2 separate regions of the Homo sapiens genome follow, and region 1 is linked to region 2. Evidence: read pairs that join two places in POLR2A ChIA-PET (ENCODE). Cell type or tissue: endothelial cell of umbilical vein. All regions are shown on one strand.

Region 1 (4,000 bases), 120 kb after region 2:
CAAGACTGAAAAAAAAAAAATAGTTATATTAAGATGAGGTCACACTGGATGTTAGGTGGGCCCTAAATCCTATATGACTGCTGTCTTTACAAGAGCAGAAGAAACAGGGAGATAGGGACACGAGGGAAAGATGGAGACAGAGATTTCAGTGAGCCAAGCCAAGAACGCTGAAGATTGCCAGCAACCCCCAGAAGCCCGAAGAAACAAGGAAGGATTCTCCCCTCAAGCCTTCAGAGGAAGGCATGGCTCTACTGACACCTTGATTTCTGGACTTCTAGCTTCCAAAACTGTGAGAGAACAAATTTCTGTTGTTATAAGCCAACTGGTTTGTGGAATTTCTTAAGGAAGTCCTAGGAAGTGAATACACTCTGGAATTACATATAAGTAACTAATAATGATGGCTACCTATTATTCAAAGAATGAGAGGATGTGGGGAAGGTGGAAGGCAGATTTTTCACTGTAAAGCTTTTTTTTTTTGAGATGGAGTCTTGCTCTGTTGCCCAGGCTGGAGTGCAGTGGCGTGATCTCTGCTCACTGCAACCTCCGTCTCCCAGGTTCAAGTGATTCTCCTGCCTCAGCCTCCCAAGTAGCTGGGATTACAGGCGCATGCCACCACACCTGGCTAATTTGTTATATTTTTGGTAGAGATAGGGTTTTGCTATGTTGGGCAGGCTAGTTGTGAACTCCTAACCTGAGGTGATCCACCCGCCTCCATCTCCCAAAGTGCTGGGATTACAGGTGTGAGCCACTGCACCCATCGTTAAGCTTTTTATATTTAAAAATTAAAAAAAAAAACTTCTTTGGTCGGGCATGGTGGCTCAGGCCTATAGTCCGAGCTACTCAGGAGGCTGAGGCAGGAGGATCGCTTGAACCCAGGAGGTCAAGGCTACAGTGAGCTACAGTCATGCCACTGCACTCCAACTTGGGTGACAGAGTGAGAACCTGTCTCTAAAATAAATAAATAGTCCGGCATGGTGGCTCACACCTGTAATCCCAGCACTTTGGGAGGCTGAGGTGGGCAGATCACCTGAGGTCAGGAGTTCCAGACCAGTCTGGCCAACATGGTGAAGCTCTGTCTCTACTAAAAATTAGCTGGGTGCGGTGGCAGGCACCTGTAATCCCAGCTACTCGGGAGTCTGAGGCAGGAGAATTGCTTGAACCTGGGAAGTGGAGGTTGCATTGAGCCGAGATCGCACCACTACACTCCAGCCTGGGCAACAAAGCGAGACTCTGTCTCAAAAAAAACAAAAACAAAACAATAAATAAATAAGTTTTTAATCACATGAATGTAATTACCAATTCAAAAAGCTAAATAAATAAAGGACTTTGGAGTATCTTCCCACCCTCGAGTCTGAGATCCATTCACCCACTGGGCCACAGCCAAACCAACCCGTCAAGGAGAGCTGATGTCCTGCACCCACAATGAGCCTAGGCCACCTGTCCATGCGCAACGTTGGCCCACGTGATGGGGAGGATGGGAACAGATGGGAGGATGTGCCCGCCAAGGGCTTCTCAACTTCTCCTGGGAAAAGATCACTTTGCCTGGGCCTTGCCAGATCCCATTCAATCCTTTCCTCCCTCTGCTCACGGACCAGGGACAGAAGCAGCAGCAGGCTCCTACGCAATTTCCCTGCAGGTCCACACCCTGCTGCTTCAGCTCCAGCTCTGCCTCAGCTCCTGCACCTCTAGCTACACGGGTGCACCTTGTCTCTCACCTCTGGGCCTAAGCACATGCTGTTCCTTCTACCTGAGCTGCTCACCTCCCCCACTTGGCCTGGCTCACTCCCTTTGGGCCTTCAGGTCGAAAGCAGATATCCCCCCCAATTTTTTTTTTTTTTGGAGACAGGATCTCACTCTGTCGCCCAGGCTAGAGTGCAGTAGTGTGATCTCAGCTCACTATAACCTCTGTCTCCCAGGTTCAAGAGATTCTCCCACCTCAGCCTCCCGAGTAGGTGGGATTACAGGTGTGTGCCACCACGTCCGGCTAACTTTTGTATTTTTCTGGTAGAGGCGGGGTTTCACCATGTCGGCCAGGCTGGTCTCGATCTCCTGGCCTCATGTGATCCACCCGCCTCAACCTCCCAAAGTGCTGAGATTACAGGTTTAAGCCACCACTCTGGCCTGAGGTAGGTATCCCTTCATCTGTTCATTCTACGAATCTCTACCAAGCATCTACTCAGTGCCAGGCCCCAGCCACTAGGGATACACACAGAACTGATGAGCAGGAAGCCTGAACCAACCCCTCCAGGCCCCAGTTACAGCCCTTCCTCACATGTTTCCACTGGTGTCTTCTGCTTCCCCCATCACACCATGTCGTTATTACCTGGAAACGTGACTTACCTTCCCCTCCCTCTCCAAAGACAGAGATCGATTCTGCCAGTTTCAACTAACTTGGAGGGGCCTGCCCCCAAACCAGTGCCTGGGACATTTTTGTGGCATGCATAAACCTCAGGATAGAAGGCAGGTGAATGCATGACTTCCAGGATGGGAGGCAGGTGAACCACAGGGTGACCAAGTCCCACCCCCACCTGCAGCTGGGTCCCCGCCACCTGCTCACCTTCAGAGAGACATCGGCTAGGATGTGATGAGGCAACTGCGAGTACATGAGTCCCAGGCCCACGATGGCCTCCAGCTCGCCCAGGTTGGCTGCGTGCTCCAGGTGGAAGACAGCCGACTCCTGGTCCCACTCCTCGCCCTTCTCGCAGAAGCGCCCACCCTCGTGGTAGCGCACCATGGCCAGATGGACCTGCCACACAGACTACGGTGTCGGCCTGGCTGTCTGGCGGGCCAAAGCCGCACCCAAGACCGCCCAGCCAGCCTGCGGGAGGAAGTGATTAGCGGAGGAGAGGCTGGAGCTGGGGGGCTCCAGGTTAGTGCAGACAGGGCTCCAAAATGGGCATCGCCGATACCTTCCCCAAAATGGACTTCCCGATTTTCTTTTCGAGGTCCAGAGCATTAAGCCTTTGCACTTCCAGGGCCACGGCCGAAGCCCTCGGCAGGTGGAGGCGGGAGGAGTTGAGGAGATTCCACTTCTCTACACATACCTGAAGGGAAAGAACCGGCCAGGGAAGCGAGGGGCTGGGGGTGGACGCAGCATCACAGCTGTCAGCAGCCCCTACTACACAGGAGCCTGGCTGGAGGGAGATGGGGAGTGAACCCTCACGATGTCAAAGTTTATTGGCAAAACATGGCTCCAATTTTTTTTTTTTTTTGAGACAGAGTCTCACTCTATTGCCCAGGTTGGAGTGCAATGGCACAATCTCGGCTCACTGCAACCTCCACCTCCCAGGTTCAAGCGATTCTTCTGCCTCAGCTTCCCGAGTAGCTGGGACGACAGGTGCATACCACCATGCCCGGCTAATACAGCTCCAATTTTAATCATTCAAATTCCATCAACTCATGCATTCAAGAGCCAGTGGAACAGATTTCAGCAGCTCAAGGAAGCGCTTCCCCATCATTTACCAATCTGGATTTGGTTGGGGGTGGGGGTCTCACTCTAAACCAACCCCTTCGCCAGCTCCCCATATAAGGCACCAGAAGACTCCCACTTCAGACCTTCCAGCAAATCCCCTTGCTTTCCTCTGCAAGGCACCACAACGACATGAGCAACATCAGCAGGTTGCTGTAGGAAATGGGTTTAAAAAACACATCATTTCTCCTGGCCAAAGATGCCCCCTCCAAAGGCTCTTGCAGGATACAGCCAGGCAGCTGTGCGTGTGCACGTTTGCATGCTAAACATCTTGCAATGCACAGGGTAGCCCCCTCAACAAGGAACGATTCAGCCCAGAATGCCAGTAGTGCCTTGCTTGAGCAACCCTGTTCCATACCTAACTGAGAAGATCCTAATCTGGCTACAAAATACCACAGGGTAAATAATCAGTGTTCTGGGAGATGCCAGAGTCATGCCTGTGGTGGAGGCCAGGGAAGGCTCCTGGACGAGGGGCCCTGGGATCCAGGCTTGGAGAGCAGGTAGGATTTGAAGAGAGATGACAGAGGGAGA
Region 2 (4,000 bases):
TTGAGACAAACAGGGTCTCACTCTGTTGCCCGTGCTGGAGTGTATAAGTGTGATTTCGGCTCACTGCAGCCTTGTCCTCCCCAGGCTCAGGTGATCCTCCTACCTCAGCCTCCTGAATAGCTGGGACTACAGGAGCACACCAGTATGTCTGGCTAATTTTTGTATATTTTGTAGAGACAGGGTTTCGCCATGTTGCCCAGACCAGTCTTGAACTCCTGGGCTTAAGCAATCTGCCTGCCTCGTCCTCCCAAAAAGCCAGGATTACAGGCATGAGCCACCACACCCAGGCTTACATAAGAGTTTAACAATTTTTTTTTTAACCTGGTGAAGAGGATAAACTATAGGCAAGTATTATACATGATTTAAAGTAAGAAAGCATATATAGCCTAGAATATGATAGCAAATAATAAGCAGAGACAGGAACTCAAACAGCTTCCCATTCTGGGTGGTTAAACAGAGGAGCAAACAAACTTCAAATTGCTTTGAAAGGAGAGCATCATTTTATCATGCATACACAGTACATGGACTATACTGATAAGCCAGACATGAAATTCCATTTGATATACTCTGCTAAATAAATGATGCAAGCACAGTACATTTTAGAGACAGAATCTTAAAGTACACAGCTCTAAAGGTACCATCTCCCTTTTCTCGTCTGTAAGAATAAGAATCTCTTCCTCCAAGATTGTTATGAGGATCACGTCAGGTAATGTACACAATGCACTTGGCAATGGTCCATGGCACAGGGTAAACACTCAAAACTGTGGATTACCATTATTATGGCACATACAGTAATTATAAAGACATTGGGATAATAGCAGACAGGCAAATTCTATTCTATATACTTTGCTTAAGAAATTGTGGTGGGCCGGACACTGTGGCTCATGCCTGCAATCCCAACACTTTGGGAAGCCAAGGTGGGAGGACTGCTTGACACCAGGAGTTCAAGACCAACCTGGGCAACATGGCTGGTCTTGAAAAACACTGTCTCTACAAAAAATAAAAAACTTAGCTGGGCATGGTGGTGCACGCCTGTGATCCCAGCTACTCAGGAGGCAGAGGTAGGAGGAAAGCTTGAGCCCAGGAGATCAAGGCTGCAGTGAGCCATGATTGTGCCACTGCACGCCAGCCTGGGTGACAGGGCATGACACTGTCTCTAAAAAAATAAAGAGATAGGCCGGGCGTGGTGGCTCACACCTGTAATCGTAGCACTTTGGGAGGCCAAGCTGGGCAGATCACGAGGTCAGGAGGTTGAGACCATCCTGGCAAACACAGTGAAACCCCATCTCTACTAAAAATACAAAGAAATTAGCTGGGCGTGGTGGCGGGCGCCTGTAGTCCCAGCTACTCGGGAGGCTGAGGCAGGAGAATGGCATGAACCCGGGGGGCGGAACTTGCAGTGAGCCGAGATTGCGCCACTGCACTCCAGCCTGGGCGACAGAGCGAGACTTCATCTCTAAATAAATAAATAAATAAATAAATAGAAATAAAGAAATTGTGGCAACACTTAAAACATTTTAGAACTATTTCTATCCCAAATGGCTTAACGATTTTTGAAAGCTGGTAAACAGTAAAAACTAGTCTATCTAGAATAACCTCTTCCCTGAAGAGTATTGCTAAGATGTTTTGCTTATCATTTGTGAAAACAGGAAAAACCTTTATCATAGGCAAGATAAAGTCATATTTTTAGAGGACATATTTAGGTTAAGGGGAACAACATATCAGCTCTCCAAATGGTATAAGCAGCAGACCAGTATATTTTTTTAAGAGGACATGACCTCTACAATAATGATCATGACCATGGAATTTTAATAGTGCTCTGAAATTCCAGGACTCAGGCTTTTAGCCAAGTGTTTTGAAACTTGATCAACTAACTGTTCTTCCATGTGATGGTCACAGAAGTCTTAAACACCCAAATAAAGCAAAACGACACGCTCACAGGAAGCTGTTTTCTTCCATAGTTCTGCTGAGGCTTAAAGGAGAAAGCTGAGAGGAACAAAATTCCACAGCAAAAATGTTTAAAATATCACATTATTCGGTTCTCATTGGGGACTCTTTCCTTTTTTCCTTTTGTCTCTTTTTTTTTTTTTTTTTTTTGAGATGGAGTCTTACTCTGTCACCCAGGCTGGAGTACGGTGGTGCGATCTCAGCTCACTGCAACCTCCGCCTCCTGGGTTCAAGCGATTATCCTGCCTCAGCCTCCTGAGTAGCTGGGATTACAGGTGCCCGCAACCAAGCCCGGCTAATTTTTGTATTTTTAGTAGAGACAAGGTTTCACCATGTTGGCCAGGCTGGTCTCGAACTCCTGACCTCTAGTGATCCACCCGCCTCGGCCTCCCAAAGTGCTGGGATTATAGGCATGGGCCAGTGGGCTTGACCTTGTCTCTTTTTTCCATTATGTTTCTACTGAATCTTGTATGATATGTGGAGCTCTGAATCTATGGGTCTTTTAATAACTGTGTGTCGGCCAGGTGCGGTGGCTCATGCCTGAAATCCCAGCACTCTGGGAGGCCGAGGCAGGCTGATCACGAGGTCAGGAGTTTGAGACCAGCCTGAACAACATGGTGAAACCCCGTCTCTACCAAAAATACAAAAGTTAGCCAGGTGTGGTGTCGTGCACCTATAATCCCAGCTACTCAGGAGGCTGAGGCAGGAGAATTGCTTGAACCTGGGAGGGCGAGGGTTGCAGTGAGCCGAGATCACACCACTGCACTCCATCTTGGGTGACAGAGCAAGACTGTCTCAAACAAACAAACAAAAAAAAACTGTGTGTCACTTTTTCAAACTACTGATGAAATCAGGTTTCTAATATCATCATCCAGCTAAGAGTTAAATCTCTAATCCCTGCAGGAAAAATTATCACAAATTATAAATCATAGAGAACATAAGTATAATAATTATAATAATAGTAAATAACATAAAGAACTATTACATACCTGTGGGCAAATAAAGCCTGCCCCGTACATAATGCTCCTTATAGAAGAAGATAGTACATCTCTGGGAATGAGAATATCTGCAAAGATCATCATGAAGTTGCTGAAAAAGGTTAAATTAAAGACTTGAAAGAAATTCATGATCAGAAAAAGGTAAAAGTATTTCTGGGGCAAGATCTATCTCACGGATAAAATGACAGGAGTCCAGGCGAGATTCTGTTTAGATTCCAAGAGGAGGTTCTCTTTGGGGCTTCTTTTAGGTTTGAAACGCCTCACGTGATACATCCCAGCGTAAAGGCTGGCAGCAGCAAGGAAAGCAATGACGATGGCAACAGCCTGGAAATGGGGCAAAATTTCCATGTTATTAGAGATCAGGCCATAGAAAAGGATACTGGTAGAGCCCACAAGTGATGCCACTTGGTTAATTTTAATAAGCTGAAGCCGACTTTCATGTCTAGTGAAAATCTCTGCAAACAGTTTACATTGGGCTTGTTGGACACAGGTGGGCATGCTATCAAATGCACATAATGATACCACCAGGTGAAGTCCACTAAGCCAGTCACCTTCTTGATAGTATTTCCAAGGGAACCACGGGAGCAGGAAGGCTGCTGCATAGAAAGGGACACAGTACAAGACAGAAATATGATGACTTGAACAGCATTTGGCTTTAGAGTTGTTGGGAAAATATCCAGTCAGGTCATTAAGAACATTCCATATCATTAAAATTATTTAGGAAGAAAAAAACACACAGGATGTTTCAGTGTAGTAGAACAAATTACTGCCCTCAGTACAAGACAAAAATGACCCCTGATTTTTTTTTTTTTACTTACGTGAAGTAACCGAAGGTGATCAGTAGAAAAGCTCATTGTTTTCAGAACTACTTAAAAATTTAATAACAGCAAATACTACTCAAAAGCCAATGTGCATTCACTTTGTTTTTTTTTTTTTTTTTTTTTTAGACGGAGTCTTGCTCTGTCGCCAGCCCAGAGTGCAGCGGCACGATCTCGGCTCACTGCAACCTCCACCTCCCGGGTTCAAGTGATTCTCCTGCCTCAGCCTCCCAAGTA

Evidence for each region. Peaks named below come from ENCODE experiments on the same cell type or tissue, not always from the same donor. Only the 100,000 strongest peaks of a DNase experiment are listed, where the experiment ranks them.
Region 1: POLR2A ChIA-PET joins it to region 2 with 7 read pairs; 4 of 35 experiments call an interaction of 5 or more read pairs at or near these places.

What each region holds. Positions count from the first base shown.
Region 1 is chr16:22,265,434-22,269,433 of GRCh38, reverse strand. EEF2K (eukaryotic elongation factor 2 kinase) reads right to left here. Exons shown (of 18, transcript NM_013302.5): 14 at 2,910-3,044; 15 at 2,558-2,746. Among named protein-coding and RNA genes, the nearest start is that of TRL-AAG2-4, 30 kb to the left of the region's middle. In endothelial cell of umbilical vein, no CTCF peak of the experiment used is centred here; no DNase peak of the experiment used is centred here.
Region 2 is chr16:22,385,003-22,389,002 of GRCh38, reverse strand. It overlaps the pseudogene SLC68A2P. Among named protein-coding and RNA genes, the nearest start is that of CDR2-DT, 12 kb to the right of the region's middle. In endothelial cell of umbilical vein, no CTCF peak of the experiment used is centred here; a DNase peak (open chromatin) is centred at 1,822; H3K27ac peaks cover 279 bases.